Linked DNA regions of Homo sapiens: region 1 is linked to region 2. A link is a loop called in an ENCODE intact Hi-C map of the cell type or tissue named here. Cell type or tissue: HepG2. All regions are shown on one strand. Links, peaks and the distances in the headings refer to the core of each region. The heading gives the core; the rest is flanking DNA. Region 1 has its middle 5.9 kb from the start of RALGAPA1. Region 2 has its middle 17 kb from the start of NFKBIA.

Region 1 (8,738 bases), core at 557-8,556, 390 kb after region 2:
ACATTCTGTTTTTCACTTGCAAGGACTTACTTGCTCTCGGGCCCTTGGCATGTAGTTCAGTCTCAGCCTGATTTTCCTCATTTGTAAACTACATCAGTGATTGTGATAATTAGGTGAGAAAAGTATTGAAAGTTACATCTATAATGACACATCTCATAACATTCCTTTCCTTCATAGAATTTAAATACAGTAATTTGTGTAACTGTTTACAGATTCTCTCTTTCATGAGACTGTAAACTCCCTGAGGACAGAGACTGTATAGATTGTCTAAAGTTGTATCCCAGTCTTCTTGCAAAGTGCTCTTTGCAAGATAGGCTCAATAAATCTGTGTCGAATAGAAGAACGAATGTCACTGTCCCTTCCTTTCTCTTGCGCAAGTACTCAGTAAATGTTTGGCAAATGAGTGACATAATTTTAGAGAATAAAAATGTAACATATCGTTAAAAATAATTATATGGCTGGTATACCTGAGAAAAAATGAAAACACCATTGCAAAACAAACTAGTATAATGTAATTTACATATGGCACACCCATCCCACTGCCTGGTTTTTCTCTTCCCATTGATTTAAATATTAAAATTCTTTGAAAGATAAGTCTTCCCCACAGCAGACATAATTATCATGGAAATAAAACCCAGAAATATACCTTTGAAATATTGCTTGTGAGGGCCAGGCACGGTGGCTCATGCCTGTAATCCCAGCACTTTGGGAGGCCGAGGCAGGCGGATCACAAGGTTAGGAGAGTTCAAGACCAGCCTGACCAACATGGTGAAACCCCGTCTCTACTAAAAATACAAAAAAATTAGCCAGGCGTGGTGGGGCACGCCTGTAATCCCAGCCACTCAGGAGACTGAGGCAGGAGAATTGCTTAAACCCAGGAGGCGGAGGTTGCAGTAAGCCAAGATTGCACCACTGAACTCCAGCCTGGTTGACAGAGTGAGACTCTGTCTCAAAAAAAAAAAAAAAAAAAAAAAAAAAAAAAAATATATATATATATATATATATATATATATTGCTTGTGAGAACTAGATTTTTTTTCTTTTAGTGACTGGGTCTTGCTCTGTCATCCAGGCTGGAATGCAGTGGTGCAGTCACAGCTCACTTTAGCCTTAACTTCCTGGACTCAAGCAATCCTCTCACCTCAGCCTCCCATGCAGTTGGTAACACAGGCAGGTGCCAAAAAGCCCAGCTAATTAAAAAAAAATTTAGTAGATGGCCAGGCGTGGTGGCTCACTCCTGTAATCCCAGCACTTTGGGAGGCCGAGGCAGGTGGATTACCTGAGGCCAGGATTTCAAGACCAGCCTGACCAATATGGAGAAACCCCTTCTCTATTAAAAATACAAAATTAGCCAGGAGTGGTGGCGCGTGCCCATAACCCCAGCTACTCGGGAGTCTGAGGCAGGAGAATCACTTGAACCTGGGAGGCGGAGGTTGCGGTGAACTGAGATCGTGCCATTGCACTCCAGCCTGGGCAACAAGAGCGAAACTCCATCTCACAAAAAAAAAAAAAAAAAAAAAAAAAAAAAATTTAGTAGAGACAAGGTCTCACTATTTTGCCCAGGCTGGTCTTTAACTCCTGGCCTCAAGGGATCCCCCTACCTCAGCCTCCCAAAGTGTTGGGGTTACAGATTACAGGCATGAACCACCACACCTGGCCTACACACAAATGTTTATAGCAATTTTATTCCTAACTCCAAAAACTAGAAGCAACCAAGATATCTTTCAGTAGTTAAATGAATAAACATACTGTGGTACATCCATACAATGGAATATTATTCAGCAATAAAAAGAAATGAGTTCTTGAGCCACAAAAAGACATGTATGACACTTAAATGCATATTGCTAAGTGAAAGAAGCCAGTCTGAAAATGCTACATACTGTATGATTCTAGTTATATGACATTCTGGAAAAGGCAATATTATAGCAATAGTAAAAAGATCAGTGGTTGCAAGAGGATTGAGGGGAGGGAGAAGAAGATTGAATAGGTGAAGGATGGGATATTTTTTAGGGTGGTGAAACTATTCTTTTTTTTTTTTTTTTTTTTTTTTTTTTTTTTTTTTTGAGACAGAGTCTCACTCTGTCACCCAGGCTGGAGTACAGTGGTGCAAACTTGGCTCACTGCAACCTCCGCCTCCTGGGGGCTCAACACCACACTCAGCTAATTTGTTTGACTTTTAGTAAAGATGGGATTTCACCATGTTGCCCAGGCTGGTCTTGAACTTCTGGGCTCAAGCGATCCGCCTGCCTTGGCCTTCTAAAGTGCTGGGATTACAGGTGTAAGCCACTGTGCCCCACCCCCACCCATATACTTCAAATCATCTCTAGATTCTTTAAAATACCTAATGCAATGTAAATGCTATGTAAATAGTTGGTATTCTGTATTGTTTAGGGAATAATGACAAGAAAAAAAAAGTCTGTGTGTGTTCAGTACAGATGTAACCATCCATTTTTTTCTGATTCCTAGTTGGTGGAATCCACAGATGCAGCACTCATGGATACAGAGGGCCAACTGCACACATATGTTTACTAGCACATCTATATACACATACCTATAAATATTTCTGTACATAACCATCTGTATCTGTATTAAGCTAAACATGAATTAATACCTATGTGGTGCCTCAACTCTAATCCATTACTAGATGAATCATTCTACCCTTCTCCCTTTACTTATTATAAACTCCCACTCCAACAATAAGATACTTGGTTCCCACCATATACCAAACATTTACTTATTTTATTGCAGTATACATGTATAACAGTATCAGAATTGTTAACCTACTTTCCCATGAGAAACAACTTTATTAACTAGAGTACCGTGCATATGTACATTTTCTTTTGTCTTTAGTCTTACAGATTCCACTCATTCCCAAATAAGTACCTTTTTCTACACCTTCTTTAGTGAGGTTGTTTCATACTTATAATACAGTTTGATTATTTTGTCACATTTTGTGTTCCAGTGGGATCCTCTGATTTCTTTTAATGTGCATACGTTAAGGTTCATTCTACATGCTATAAAATAGTTCTATGAGTATTGGCAAATGCATAGGGTCATGTATCCACAATTACAGTATCATATAGAATAGTTTCTGGCTGGGTGTGGTGGCTCATGCCTGTAATGCCAGCACTTTGGGAGGCCAAGACAGGCAGATCACTTGAGGTCAGGAGTTCAAGACCAGCCTGCCCAACATGGTGAAAACCAGCTACTCAGGAGGCTGAGGCAGGAGAATTGCTTGAACTTGGGAGGTGGAGGTTGCAGTGAGACGAGATCACGCCACTGCACTCCAGCCTGGGTGGCAGAGTGAGACTCCATCTCACTCAAAAAAAATCTATTTTTTATTTAAATTAAAAAAAATTTCCCTTAGACTACTCAGCAGAAAAAAAAATCTATTATTTTTTCTATCACAAAAAATATTTGGTGAGAAAAGTGTTATAGCTTATTTTTTTTTTTTGCAAATTTGCTTATAGTTTGGCTTAATTAAAGACAGCTGGATTCTTATATACACTATTCTCTTTTGGTTGAAGTATATGAAGGTAATCTGGCTTCATATGTATATGTAATTGGTAAAAAGAGTGTTTTAATATGTTTTTTAGATAATTGTTGACACTACAATAAAAGTCAACAAGTGGTAGTTTTTAAAATTTCAACTTTTATTTTAGATTCAGGGGGTACACGTGCAGGTTTGTTACATGGGTACAGTGCATGATGCTGAGGTTTAGGGTACAATTGAATCCATCACACAGGGAGTGAGCATAGTACCCAATAGTTTTTCAACCCTTTCTCTGCTCCCTGCTGCCCCCTTCTGGTAGTCTCCAGTGTCTGGCATAAAGATTATGTCCTTGTGTACCCAACGTCAAGCCCCCAACAAGAGGTAGTTTCTTAAAGATGAGTTGCAGTAAGGAATATGAAAGCCTATCAGTAAGAATTTTGTACTCCTTATATTAAAATCTTGTACTTTGAATAGATCTTTCACCTATACATAATTTTGTAACATTATGCATTCATCAAAATAATTGTTTGCTGACTTATACAGAGCTTTAAAATGCTAACACATTTCATTAAATAACATAAAAAAAAACCTCACATACATCAGAAAGCCTTTAAGTATTGGAAAGTTTTCATACTCACAATGGTTGGTAAAAGTTTTTCAAATTTCTTTTTTTTTTCAGAGACGGAGTCTTGCTCTGTCACCCAGGCTGGAGTGCAGTGGCACGATCTCAGCTCACTGCAAGCTCCACCTCCCAGGTTCACACCATTCTCCTGCTCCAGCCTCCCGAGTAGCTGGGACTACAGGCGCCTGCCACCACGACTGGCTAATTTTTTTTTTTTTGTATTTTTTTTAGTAGAGACGGGATTTCACTGTGTTAGCCAGGGTGGTCTCGATCTCCTGACCTTGTGATCTGCCCGCCTCGGCCTCCCAAAGTGCTGGGATTACAGGCGTGAGCCACCGCGCCCGGCCTCAAATTTCTAATTTTTACTTAGAAGCTTAAATTTTATCCTTGGCAACAAATAATGTCAATTGTTCTTCTAAAAATGACAGGCGCACTCTATTTATTTTTGCAAATATTTCAAATACCCATGTCTGAATTATTGTAGTTTGTTTATCACTTCTTTCATGTAAAAATGCCATTTTCTGAATAAAGTTGCTAGGTCAGTTCACAACTCAATTGCAGAAAATTTTTTTTATAAAGACCACCATTGTACTTTAGTATGCAGCATTAGTCCTTGCCCCTTATAAAGTTCTAAACATTAAGTACACATAGTTTTTGTATTTTCTGTGACAAAATGAGCATATAAAGAGCAACTGCTTCATCAAGGACAGTCTTAAGTGAAACTGGTTTTTCATTTTTACTGTGTGTGATAGTGAAGAATACAATGAATATCAGTACAGTTTGGTATCACTACCTTCATGCTAAGGGACCAGCTATTTCACCCATCATTGCTTTTGCACATCAGTTCCAATGTCAATATGTTTTGTAATATCTTTCTATGCACAATTCCTGGCTCACTGCAGCCTCAACCTCCCAGACTCAAGTGAATCTCCCACCTCAGCCTGCTTAGTAGCTGGTACTATGGGCATGCACTATCATACCTGGCTAATTTTTGTATTTTTTGTAGCGATGGGGTCTCACCATGCTGCCTAGGCTGGTCTTGAGCTCCTGGGTACTCAAGCCATCCACCTGCCTTGGCCTCCCGAAGTGCTGGCTACAGGTGTGAGCTGCCTGACCATATCTTTCTACTGTAATTTCATTGATCATGATTTATGGTGTTCAGTTATCTTTTGACATTTAATTTTTAAAGAAAGCAAGTAACATTCACAGACAAGTGAAGAAGCATTAAATGAAATATGATTTATTATGAACAGAGAGCTGAAAATCATACACAGTGAGCATAGAACTCAAGCAAAATATGTTAAGGAGATTTGTTGAAGCAATGACTGCTGATATTATTTAGTAGCATAAGGAAATGACTCAAATATGGAGACAAGTAAACTATATTTTAATCTTCTCTCTCATGCCCCAAATTTAATTTACTATCAAGTTTTGTCAGTCTTACCTCCCAAATATCTCAAATTTGTCTATTTTGTTTCCCCCACACAGCCTCTACCTGTCTAAACTGTCAGAATATTTTAACACAGTATCTGATTGATATTGAGATAAAGTATCATTTTCTACTAAGCAACCAGTGATCTTTTTATAAGAGCTAATCTCAAATCAATGTAATTTTATCACTAATCTCATCTTCTCTTCTCCTCTTACCAACTTCCCAGTAATAGCCACTGTATTTAGGATTTTAAAAAATCTAATTTCCTTACCATAATTTATCAAGCCTTTGCTTACCTCACCAAACACACCTTGTGTCTCTTTCATTCTTGAACATTAGTAACCATCCACAGTGGTCTCTTTATTCCTCAAACATGAATATGCCAAGTTTTTTTCTAGTTCAGGACCTTAACATACACTATTCTCTCAGCTTATAATGTCCCTCCTCTCATTCCGATCTGGGCTAACTCCTACTCATCTCTCAGGTCTTAGCTGAAATATTACTACTTTAGAGAGGTCTTACCTGCCGTCCACTCCCAATCTCAATTGGGTCTCTGTATTATACTCTCCTAACACCATCAGAGAGCATACCTCAGTTTGTCAAGCTGCTTAATATTTATCTCTCTACTTTTCCCTAAGTTCTATGAAGTCATAAGCTGTGTCTCATTTATTCACCAATGAATCTATTGAATCCAGAACAGTACTTCAGGTTAAATACAAATTATAGGAGGCTGTTGTTTTGGACTAAGTTCCTGCACTAGGCCCCCACAGATCAGACTGAAAGTCAAAATGGAGTCACCTGTGATAAAGTTTCACCTCACCAAACCTAAACTAGGTTGTTATCTTACCTTCCAAGAATTAAGAGAGAGATATGAGGGGGTCTTCAAAAAGTTCATGAAAAATGTGTATTATAAACAAACAAAAAAAACTGGCTGAGTGCAGTGGCTCACACCTATAGTCCCAACACTTTGGGAGGCCGAGGCAGGTGGATGGCTTGAGCCCAGGAGTCAAGACCAGCCTGGGCAACAGGGTGAGACATGTTGCCCATGGCTAATACAAAAATTAGCCAGGCATGGTGGCACGTGCCGGTAGTCCCAGCTACTCAGGAGGCTGAGGCGGGAAGATTGCTTGAGCTCGGAAGGCAGAGGTTGCAGTGAGCTGTGATCACACCACTGCACTCCAACCTAGGCGACAGAGGGAGAACTTGTCTCAACAAACAAAACAAAACAAAAATTCCAAAACTATAGATGTCAATTTTTTTTCAACAAAATAAGCTTATATTAACTTGTTATAACATGTCTGGACAGAATCCAATTTGAGGCACTGAGAAGAATAAAACATCAGTTTGTAAAGAGCCCCTATCAGAGCAATGTGAATTCTGCTTAAGTTGAAGCAAGAACAAACACCAAATTTATGATGAAGCTTGGATGGAAGGATAGTGAAATCACTGATGCTTTACAAGAAGTTTATGGGGATGATGCTCCAAATGAATCAGCAGTTTACAAATAGATAACTTATTTTAAGAAGGGACAAGATGATGTTGAAGATGAAGCCCACAGCTAGACCATCCACATCAATTTGGGAGGAAAAAGTTAATCTTGGTCATGCCCTGATTGAAGAGGACTGATGATTAACAGCACAAACAATAGCCAACACCATAAACATTTCAATTGGTTCAGCTTACAAATTTTTGAGACAGAGCCTTGCTCTGTCACCCAGGCTGGAGTGTGGTGGTGTGATCTTGGCTCACTACAACCTCTGCCTCTAAGGTTCAAGCAATTCTCATGCCTCCACCTCCCAAGTAGCTGGGACCACAGGCATGCGCCACCACGCTCAGCTACTTTTTGTATTTTTAGTAGAGACGGCATTTCACCATGTTGACCAGGCCGGTCTTAAACTCCTTGGCTCAAGTGATCTGCCCCCCTCAGCCTCCCAAAGTACTGGTTTTACAGGCGTGAGCCACTGAGCCTGGGGGATTGTTTCATTCTTAAGCAATTGGAATCACATTTTCACGTAGTTGGAATAATTATAAGTTGGTCTCATCTAGTTCTCAGTGTAGGTCCTAAAGCCCCTTTAGTTCGAATGATGAGAATATTTATCCTGATTCGATACTAGCTATTAGTAGCAGCTCTGGTGTCCTATCTTTGTTTTTCCAACTCCTAGCATTTGGCCTGAGTCAATCAGTAGACAAAGTTTACGGATTGTATAGCTGATGTCTCTGCCCCACCATGTGGTGGAGCCTGGAATTAAATTTGCTTTATTTCAGAAGCTGGATCTGCTGATTAAAAACAAACACAAGGAATATAATGAGGGTAAATCAGAGTAAAACCTGGAATTCTAACTGCTTCCTTATACCTACTTTATTCCAAACAAAGATGAAATTAAAAATTTTATAAATTTATATTTTAATATTTCCTTCCTGCCCCCCAGGATACAGTTCTCGAATACACTCCTCCCACTTTGGAGACACTGACCTAGAGAAATTCTCACACATATGCCTGAAGAAAAGGTGCATACAACAATGTTCATGCTGGGCACGGTGGCTCACCCCTGTAATCCCAGCACTTTGGGAGGCTGAGGTGGGCGGATCACCTGAGATCAGGAGTTCGAGACCAGCCTGACCAACATGGTGAAACCCTATTTCTACTAAAACCACAAAATTAGCCGGGCATGGTGGGGGGCGCCTGTAATCCCAGCCACTCCGGAGGCGGAGGCAGGAGAATTGCTTAAACCTGGGAGTCGGAGGTTGCAGTGAGCCAAGATGGTGCCATTGCACTCTAGCCTGGGCAACAAGAGGAAAACTCTGTCCAAAAAAAAGCAAACAAACAAACAAACAAACAAACAAATGCAATGTTCACGGAGGCAACTTTTTTTTTTTTTTTTTTAAAGACAGGGGCTTACTCTGTCTGTCACCCAGGCTGGAGTGAAGTGGCACAATCACAGCTCACTGAAGCCTGGACCTCCCAGGCTCAAGCCATCCTCCTACCTCAACCTCCCAAGTAGTTGGGACTACAGGCACGCACCACCACGCCCAGCTAATTTTTGTATTTTTTGTTGAGACGGGGTTTCGCCATGTTGCCCAGGCTGGTCTCCAACTCCCAATCTCAAGCGATCCGCCTGCCTCAGCCTGCCAAAGTGCTGGCACTACAGGCGTAAGCCACTGTGCTGGGTCTGAGACAAATGTTTTTAATAG
Region 2 (8,738 bases), core at 187-8,186:
ACACGACTGCACTCCTGCACTCCAGCCTGGGCGACAGAGCAAGACTCTGTAAAAATAAAAACAACAACAACAACAAAAAAAAAAAAACAAAGACAGTGACTGGAAAGTGAGATGGCTACAGAGAAATCTAAGAACAAGGATTTTGAGGTCTGAGTGACTGATTGGATGTGAAGGAGACAAGGAAGAATCTAGGAGCTCTGTTTCTGACTTTGGTTATGTAGTGGAAAAACAGGAGGAAGAGCAGGTTGAGGGGAAGATGATGGGCTCCATCCTGGACACACTAATTTCAAGATCCTGGTAGATACAAACAGCCAATTTAATGTGGAGAGTTCTAAGAGCATGCAGTATATTGGAAGTCATTGACTTATTTGAGAAACGGACAAAGCCACCCAGGAATTGTGTGTAGAAGTCCAAACACCAAGACTGGGAACACCCAAAGAGGTGAGCTTGGCTGAGAAGCCAGCCAAGGAAACTGAGGAAAAGCATCCAGAGAGATGTGAGGAAAAGCAGAAGACAGGGCTGCCCAAAACCTGAAGACCGTGAGAAGTACAAGAAAGTGGTCTTTGTAAACCAAGTGTCAAGTATGGCAAGATTGTGTGTCTATAGGAAACTGCACAGATAAGCTAAAGCTCATGAATTCAGGCTAACTTGAGAAGAGAAAGGCCAGACTGAAAGAAAAGAAAGTTTTATTTAAGATATGATGTTTAATTACTTTTAAATACACAATTACAGGCTAACTAAAGGGCTCCTTCAGGGCTGTGATTCAAAGATTTACAATTATTTCATTAAAAGCACATAATGAAAACGTGGCATCTCTTTCATTTTATCAGTAAACAGATGGAAGTTGATGAAGTTAAGTGATGTGCTCAAGGTCACACAATGAAACAAATTGGACTAAAACCCAGATCTCTAGATATTGAGCCTGGTGCTCCTTCCTCTATATCGGTGGTTGGTACAAACTTTGGCTTGTATTAGAGTCACCTGGAGGGTTGTTAAACCACAGCTTGCTGGGCCACCCCCCAGAGATTTTTATTCAGTAAATCTGGGTTGAGGCCTGAGAATGCATTTCTTACCAGTTGCAGGTTACCTATTGCTTCTGGCCCAGGACCACATTGAGGACCACTCCTCCGTATAAGCCTCTTTATCTCTAACACTTAAAATACTCAAGGGTTCTAGAAGGGAGTTAGGTCTTTCAGGTTGCTTAATCATTTTCTCAGAAACCCTCCTTATACTATTAGTTTGCTTAAAAAGAATATTTTCTTCATGAAAACAGTCTCCTTGAACTTTATTCATTGAAAACACTCAAGCTGTTCTAGATAGACACTGTTCTGGGCATTAAAGATATAGTAAAATACTTTGTCCTCAGAGTCCAGGCACGGTGGCTCACACTTGTAATCCCTAATCCCAACATTTTGGGAGGCCGAGGCGAGAGGACTGCTTGAGCTCAGGAATCTGAGACCAGCCTGGGCAACATGGTGAAAACCCATCTCAAAATAAAATACAAATAATACAAAAATTAGCCTGGTGTGGTGTCGTGCACCTATAGTCCCAGCTACTTGGGAGGCTGAGGCGTAAGAATCACCTGAGCCTAAGAGGTCGAGGCTGCAGTGAGCCGAGATCGCACCACTGCACTCCAGCCTGGGCGACAGAGTAAGACCTTGTCTCCAAAAAAAAAAAAAAAAAAAAAAAAGGAACAAAAAAAACCTCTGTCCTCAGAGAGTTTACCTTGTGTAGGAGATACTAATAACACAAAATAAAAGAATATAATATGTTAGCAAGAGTGCTAAGGAGGAAAAAAGAAATCAAGGAAAAGTGTAGAAATGTAGGGCAGGAGAGCATGTTGACATTTTAGGTAGGGTGGCCAGAGTAGACAAGAAGGCAACCATGAAGTAAATACTTTTTTGTTGTTGTTGTTGTCTGGCTAGAGTGCAATGAGGTGATCTCGGCTCACTGCAGCCTTGACTTCCTGGGCTCAAGCAATCCTCCCACCTCAGCCTCCCAAGTAGCTGAGACTACTACAGGCATGCACCTGCAAGCCTGGCTAATTTTTTTTTTTTTTTTGTATGTTTAGTAGAGACGGTGTCTCACCACATTGCTCAGGCTGGCCTTGAACTTCTGAGCTCAAGCAATACACCTGCCTCGGCCTCCCAAAGTGCTAGGTGTACAAGCGTGAGCCACCATGCCTGGCTGAAGTGAAGACCTGAATGAAGAGCGTGAGCTGTGTGGCTGTGCAGGAAGGAGGGGCCAGGCGGTCTTCAGTGAGTGCAGAGGCCCGGAGAAGGATGCACCTTCAGGGACAGCAGGGAGTCAGCATGGGGGAAGTCGTGTGAGTCAGGGGAGTAATAGGAAATGAAATCAGAGGTAACAGAATGCCAGATCAATGCTGGGACCTTAGGAACTGATTTTGACAATATTTAGTAAATTCCCCTAGAAAATATCACTCCATTTCTCTTGCTTTAAAACATATTTTGAGGGAACTTTAGGTCCCAGCCTTGAGTGGGCCCCAGAAGCTCCCAATCCTAAAGGGTATAGAAGTTCCCTCCACAAAGTGGCTGATCAGTGTGCCAAGTTGCGTGTTTTCCCAAAGCAACAGAGTACAGACCCATATGGAGAGACGTATATGGAAGGAAATAGGTTTCTTTGGCCACCTTTTCTGTATAAATGTGCCCTACTCCATCCTCCCCCAACCCACACCCCAACTCCTATCCTCAGCTTCTTCACTAAATTCCAAGTGAATTGCCCTGGCAATGTCTACCACATTTTTTCTGTATTACGAATTTCATCGTCTACACTTCTGGGAAAAATTAACCCCACCCTTATGACTTGTGAGCTGTGGCTCAGACCTTCAGTCCTTTTTATGGTCAAGCTTTTGGGTCTTGGCCCACCCACAACCACCTGTAATGGGAAAAAAACCTCATTAAAACATTAAAGGACTTTTTGTCATCCTGGAAGGTTACTAAACTTATATTCGAACAAATAGAAATCTTCAAAGTATAATAGTTGCCACAGTCAAAGGCAGATTACTAGGCTGAATAGATCATTGGTCTAAGAAAGTTGTGGAAAAAAAATCATGTCCTTTGCAGCGACACAGATGCAGCTGGAGGTCATTATCCTAAGTGAATTAGTGCAGGAACAGAAAACCACATGCTGCGTGTTATCACTTATAAGTGGGAGCTAAACACTGGGTCACATGGACATAAAGATGGTAACAGTAGACACTGAGGACTACAGAAGGGAGAAGGGAGGGAGGGGGGGAAGAGACTGAAAAACTAGCTCCTGGGTACTATGCTCACTACCTGGGTGACAGGTTCCATTATACCCCAAACCTCAGCATCACTTATTACACCCTTGTCACAAACATGCACATGTACCCCCTGAATCTAGTACTTGACTATGTTGTCTTGGAACCTGGAGCTAGGTCCTGCAAAAAAAACTTGGAACTATAAAGATGCAGTCCTGAACTCTAAGAGATTATATTCTAAAATAAAATGTCTTAGACCTCTGAGGATGTAGGGGTATTTATGAAATTAATGTTTTCCTATTGGTACGTGAGAAATACTTTCTAGCAGAAAAACTACCAAAAAATGCAAGCCTCCCTCACATTTTGGTTTTAAGCCTTCAGAGACTACATTTATTATCTTGAACAGAATATAATTTTGAAGTCATATTGGCAAATTGTCAAGTTATCTGTGGGTACAAATTATAAAATACTGGATATAAAACCAGACCAGACACAGTGGCTCTGGCCAGGCACAGTGGCTCACACCTGTAATCCCAGCACTTTGGGAGGCCAAAGCGGGCGGATCACTTGAGGTCAGGAGTTCAAGGCCAACCTGGCCAACACCGTCTCTACTAAAAATACAAAAATTAGCCAGGCATGGTGGTGCTTGCCTGTAATCCCAGCTACTTAGGAGGCTGAGGCTGGAGAATCGCGTGAACCTGGGAGGCGGAGGTTGCAACGAGTCCAGATAGTGCCAGTGCACTCCAGCCTGGGTGACAGAGCAATACACCATCTCAAAAACAAAACAAAACACAACACAACACATGAGTTTTCACTGATGACTTTTCCAGATTTGAATTGGCTCTTGGGGGCCCACATAGAGCAGAGGGTGAATTTCTATAGGTGAACTTGCCAACCTCTCTAGAGCAGGCCCTGCTGCTCCACCTAGAATAACACATCACATGCAGGTTACTTCAAGATCCTAGCTGCTTCTGCTCCTAGGATCTGACAGCTGTTTGGGACAGGGACATTTTTTGCTGTTATTGATCTCTAAACTCTTAGACTGTAAGAGCTAGAAGTGACCTTTAAGGTCATTTAATCCAACTGTTCCTTTTATACTTGAAGCAAGTCTTTAACATCCTTGCCAAGGGCTCCAGCAATTTTGGTCAAACACCTCTATCTAGTGTTTACACTTAGGAATAATCTTAGGTGAGAACAAATATCCTGATTCCATGTACTGAGGAAGGCTTTTGTGCAGGAGGTAAGTTTTGGTGTGGTTAATATATTCAATTTAAATGTTATTCAGTTCAATTAAAAAAGATGAAAAGGAAACTTGGCTAATGCTTTTTTTTTTTTTGTCAAATGAAACAATATTGTGGATGAATAATCAAGAATATTTCTTTGGAATACAGATAAATGGTAAACACTAATCCTAAATATCCATCATATTTGCCATCCTAATTAAAAAAATCCCAAATGCCAGACCACAATAGCAAAATGCTTAATAGTGCTGCCTACCCCAGTAAGCCATCATGGCTTGTCTCCAACAACACAAACAGATTTTATGGCCCAGTCTTTACATGAATCACTCTGTGAAAATGATAGCAAATGTAATAACCCCAGACAGCTGCAATTATCTAAGTGTCTCCCTATTAGCCATTTGAATGGCTGAAGCCTTATAATCAAATTAGAGTGAATGCTAATTGAAATCTAATAGAGCTTATATCCATGTGATTAGATATCAGAATTTGATTCCAATATTGTTAAATTACAGACAGGGCCCATCAAGTCATACTAAAATGCGGTAACCTCAATGACAAAAGGAGATGGATTCTTTCAATAAAGAGAGCAAGCCGGAACCAGTTTGTATGGTGTTACCGCCACCTACTGGGACTTAGTGGAACCGCAGAGACAATTTTTCCTTTGACGTGGGCACAACTATTCTCTTTTCTCTTTTTTTTCTTTTTTTGACGGAGTCTCGCTCTGTTGCCCAGGCTGGAGTGCAGTGGCGCAATCTCAGCTCACTGCAACCTCTGCCTCCCTGGTTCAAGCGATTCTCCTGCCCCAGCCTCCTGAGTAGCTGGGACTACAGGCGCGAGCCACCACACCCGGCTAATTTTTGTATTTTTAGTACAGATGGGGTTCCAGCATGTTGGCCAGGATGGTCTTCATATCCTGACCTCGGGATCTACCCGCCTCGGCTTCCCAAAGTGCTGGGATTATAGGCGTGAGCCATTGCACCCAGCCTTTTCTTTCTTTTTTGAGGCAGAGTATCCCTCTGTTGCCCAGGCTGGAATGCAGTGGTGTCATCACAGGTCATTGCAGCCTCAACCTCCTGAGCTCAGGCGATCCTCCCATCTCAGCCTCATGAGTATCTGGGACTGCAGGTGTGTGCAACCACACCCAGCTAATTTTTGCGTTTTTCGTAGAGACAGGGTCTCACTATCTTGCACAGGCTGGTCTCAAACTCCTGGACACAAGCGATCCATCTGCCTTGGCCTTCCAAAGTGCTGGGATTACAGGCATGAGCCACCGCACCTGGCCTACATAGACACTTAAATATTTGCCTACTGGATTTGGCCCAAAATTAGCCTGATTATTTATTTATTTATTTATTTATTTATTTATTTATTTATTTTTGAGACAGAGACTCACTCTGTCGCCCAGGCTGGAGTGCAGTGGCATGATCTGCACTCACTTCCACCTCTGCCTCCTGGGTTCAGTCGATTCTCCTGCCTCAGCCTCCTGAGTAGCTGGGACTACAGGCACATGCCACCATGCTCCGCTCATTTTTGTATTTTTAGTAGAGATGGGGTTTCACCATGTTGGCCGGGATGTTCTTGATCTCACGGCCTCATGATCTACCCGCCTTGGCCTCCCAAAGTGCTGAAATTACAGGTGTGAGCCACCACGGCCAGCCAGCCTGATTTTTTAAAATTATAATTTTATTTTTTATATTTTTTATTTCAATAGTTTTTGGGGTACAGGTGGTTTTTGGTTACATGGATAAGTTCTTTAGTGGTGATTTCTGAGATTTTAGTGCACCTGTCACCTGAGCAGTATACAATGTACCCAATATGTAGTCTTCCATCCTTCACTGGCCTCCCAGCCTTCCCCTACAAGTCCCCAGAATTCATTGCATCATTCTTATGCCTTTGTGTCCTCATAGCTTAGTTCATGCTTTTAAGTGAGAACATAAATTATAATTTTCTTTACTCCAGTGTGTATTCCTAAACCATGCTGAATTGTTAATAAGGCAAGAATATAAACATATAAATGAAAAAGTTTGAATAAAACTTACTGGAAAAGCAAAGAAATATCATTTGAAACATTTAACAAGGGTTAAATACATCTGAAGTGATAAAAAGCTTACTTCAATGCCAGCCTTATGGCTAGTGACAGGCAGAACAATGCCGCCCCCCGCCACCCTCTGCCCCCGGATGTCTTAGTCCTAATTCTCAGAATTTGTGATTTTGTTAGGTTATATGGCAAAAGGGAATTTAGGCTGCAGATAGAATTAAGGATATTAATCAGACGACCTTGAGATAAGGAGATTAGCCTGTCTTAGCCAGGTGGGCCCAGTGTAACCATAACAGTACTTATAAACAGAGGAGGGAGGCAGAAGAGAAACAGGGAAATGGCAGTGTGAAAAAGACATGGCCTGATGTTGCTGGCTTTGAAGGTGGAGGGATGAGGCCACAAGCCAAGGGATGCAGGCAGCCTCTAAAGTGGGAAAAAGATCAGGAAACTGAGTCTTCTCTAGAGCCCCCAGAAGGAGCACAGTTCTGCTGCCCCCTTGATTTCAGCCCAGTGAGACTCATTTTGGACTTCTGACCTTCAGAACTGTTACATAATACATTTGTATTGTTTAAGCCACTAAATTTGTGGTAATTTGTTATGGCAGCAATGGGAAAACTTATACATGGATTGACAGAAGGGAAGCTGAAAGTGAAGAGGCAAGTAAAGATCAAGGCACTGTTACACACGGGCAAAGCAGTAGACATGGAATCAGAAATTCCCAGTTACTGTTAGTATCTCTGTAACTCAATTACTTAACCTCTCTGTGTGTCAATACTTTCATCTGTATGAAGGGCTGGTACTTCCTCAGATGGCTGTTGTGAGGAGGAAATGAATCGATGCGAACCCTTAGCACAGTGCGTTTGGAGAGCCCTAACACATGTGCACCGCTGTTGCTGCTGCCACATGCCATCACTACGACTGCCACAGGGTTAATGGTGGTTTTTTGTTGTTGTTTAATGAGTAGGTGTTTATTTACAAAATTATGTGTACCATATATACATAATTCAGACAAAATTCACAAATGAAGGATTACAGATTAAAATTACATTAGCTTTTTGCATATAACAAGGTTTTATTTAGCACATTCAATTAAACGCATGCCTCTAATCACATTGCATTTTTGGTGGTTGCTGCACAGTAGATGACAGGCCTTGGCTTACAGAAGTGAAAACAGACCATCTCAGTGTAAGCAATTATTCTTGAAATTTTGATTGGCAACTTTGGCTCTAGGTTAGTAAAATTAAATTTGCTTCTTATTAATCATGACTATTGGGTACCAATTTAGGGTGTCACTCTTTCATTAAGTTTTTGGAATAGGTCAGAATATACAGAACTACACAATATTAAACATGGTGCTAGGCCAGGCGTGGTGGCTCACATCTGTAATCCCAACACTTTGGGAGTCCGAGGTGGGAGGATCACTTGAGGCCAGGAGTTCAAGACTAGTGTGGCCAACATGGCGAAACACTGTCTCTACTAAAAATACAAAAATTAGCTGGGTGTGGTGGAGGGTGCCTGTATTCCCAGCTACTCAGGAGGCTGAGGCCGGAGAATCGCTTGAAGCTGGGAGGCAGAGGCAGCAGTGAGATGAGATTGTGCCACTGCACTCCAGCCTGGGCAACAGAGTAAGACTCCATCTCAAAAAAAAAAAAGAAAGAAAATGGTGCTAATGTTTGCAATTGAGAATCTCCGCAATGTAAATTTTTTACTTGATAGTTCTAATTAAAAGTGTCAGTTTTCACATTCTATATATAATTCCTATAATTATACATCATTTAAATTTTTTATTTTAAAAAAATTTATGTTCATAAGAAGTTGCAAAATAGTATAGAGAGTTCCCCTATGTCCTTCACTCATCTTTCTTCAGTGCTAATATTATCAAAACCAGCAAACTGATGCTGGTACAATGTTAACCATAACTACAGATCTTATTCAGATTTCACAGTTCTTACACATACTTTTTTTTTCAGTATACAAGTTCTATGAAATTTTTTCATATGTATAGGGTTGTGTAACCATTACCATGATCAGGATACAGAATTGTGCTGTCACCACAAAGAAACTCCTTGTATTACCCCTCACAGTCACACTGTCCCCTGTCCCTAAGCCCTGGCACTGACTGATCTGCTCGCCATCATTATAATTTTGTCATTTTGAGAATGTTACATAAATGGATTTATATTTCAACTTTTGAGATTGCCTTTTTTTCAAGCCAATT

What was found. Hi-C counts contacts between places; a loop is a spot of excess contacts. Peaks named below come from ENCODE experiments on the same cell type or tissue, not always from the same donor. Only the 100,000 strongest peaks of a DNase experiment are listed, where the experiment ranks them.
Region 1: a loop joins it to region 2, with 5 times the contacts of the local background. A loop is called at or near these places in 18 of 110 quality-filtered maps.

The regions. Positions count from the first base shown.
Region 1 is chr14:35,810,794-35,819,531 of GRCh38, forward strand. No RefSeq gene overlaps it. Among named protein-coding and RNA genes, the nearest start is that of RALGAPA1, 5.9 kb to the left of the region's middle. RefSeq lists an enhancer at 8,542-8,738. In HepG2, for the core only: CTCF peaks have their summits at 3,799 (motif pointing left) and 7,772; DNase peaks (open chromatin) are centred at 3,808 and 7,748.
Region 2 is chr14:35,417,469-35,426,206 of GRCh38, forward strand. No RefSeq gene overlaps it. Among named protein-coding and RNA genes, the nearest start is that of NFKBIA, 17 kb to the left of the region's middle. In HepG2, for the core only: a CTCF peak has its summit at 5,102 (motif pointing left); DNase peaks (open chromatin) are centred at 2,183 and 5,093; H3K27me3 peaks cover 365 bases.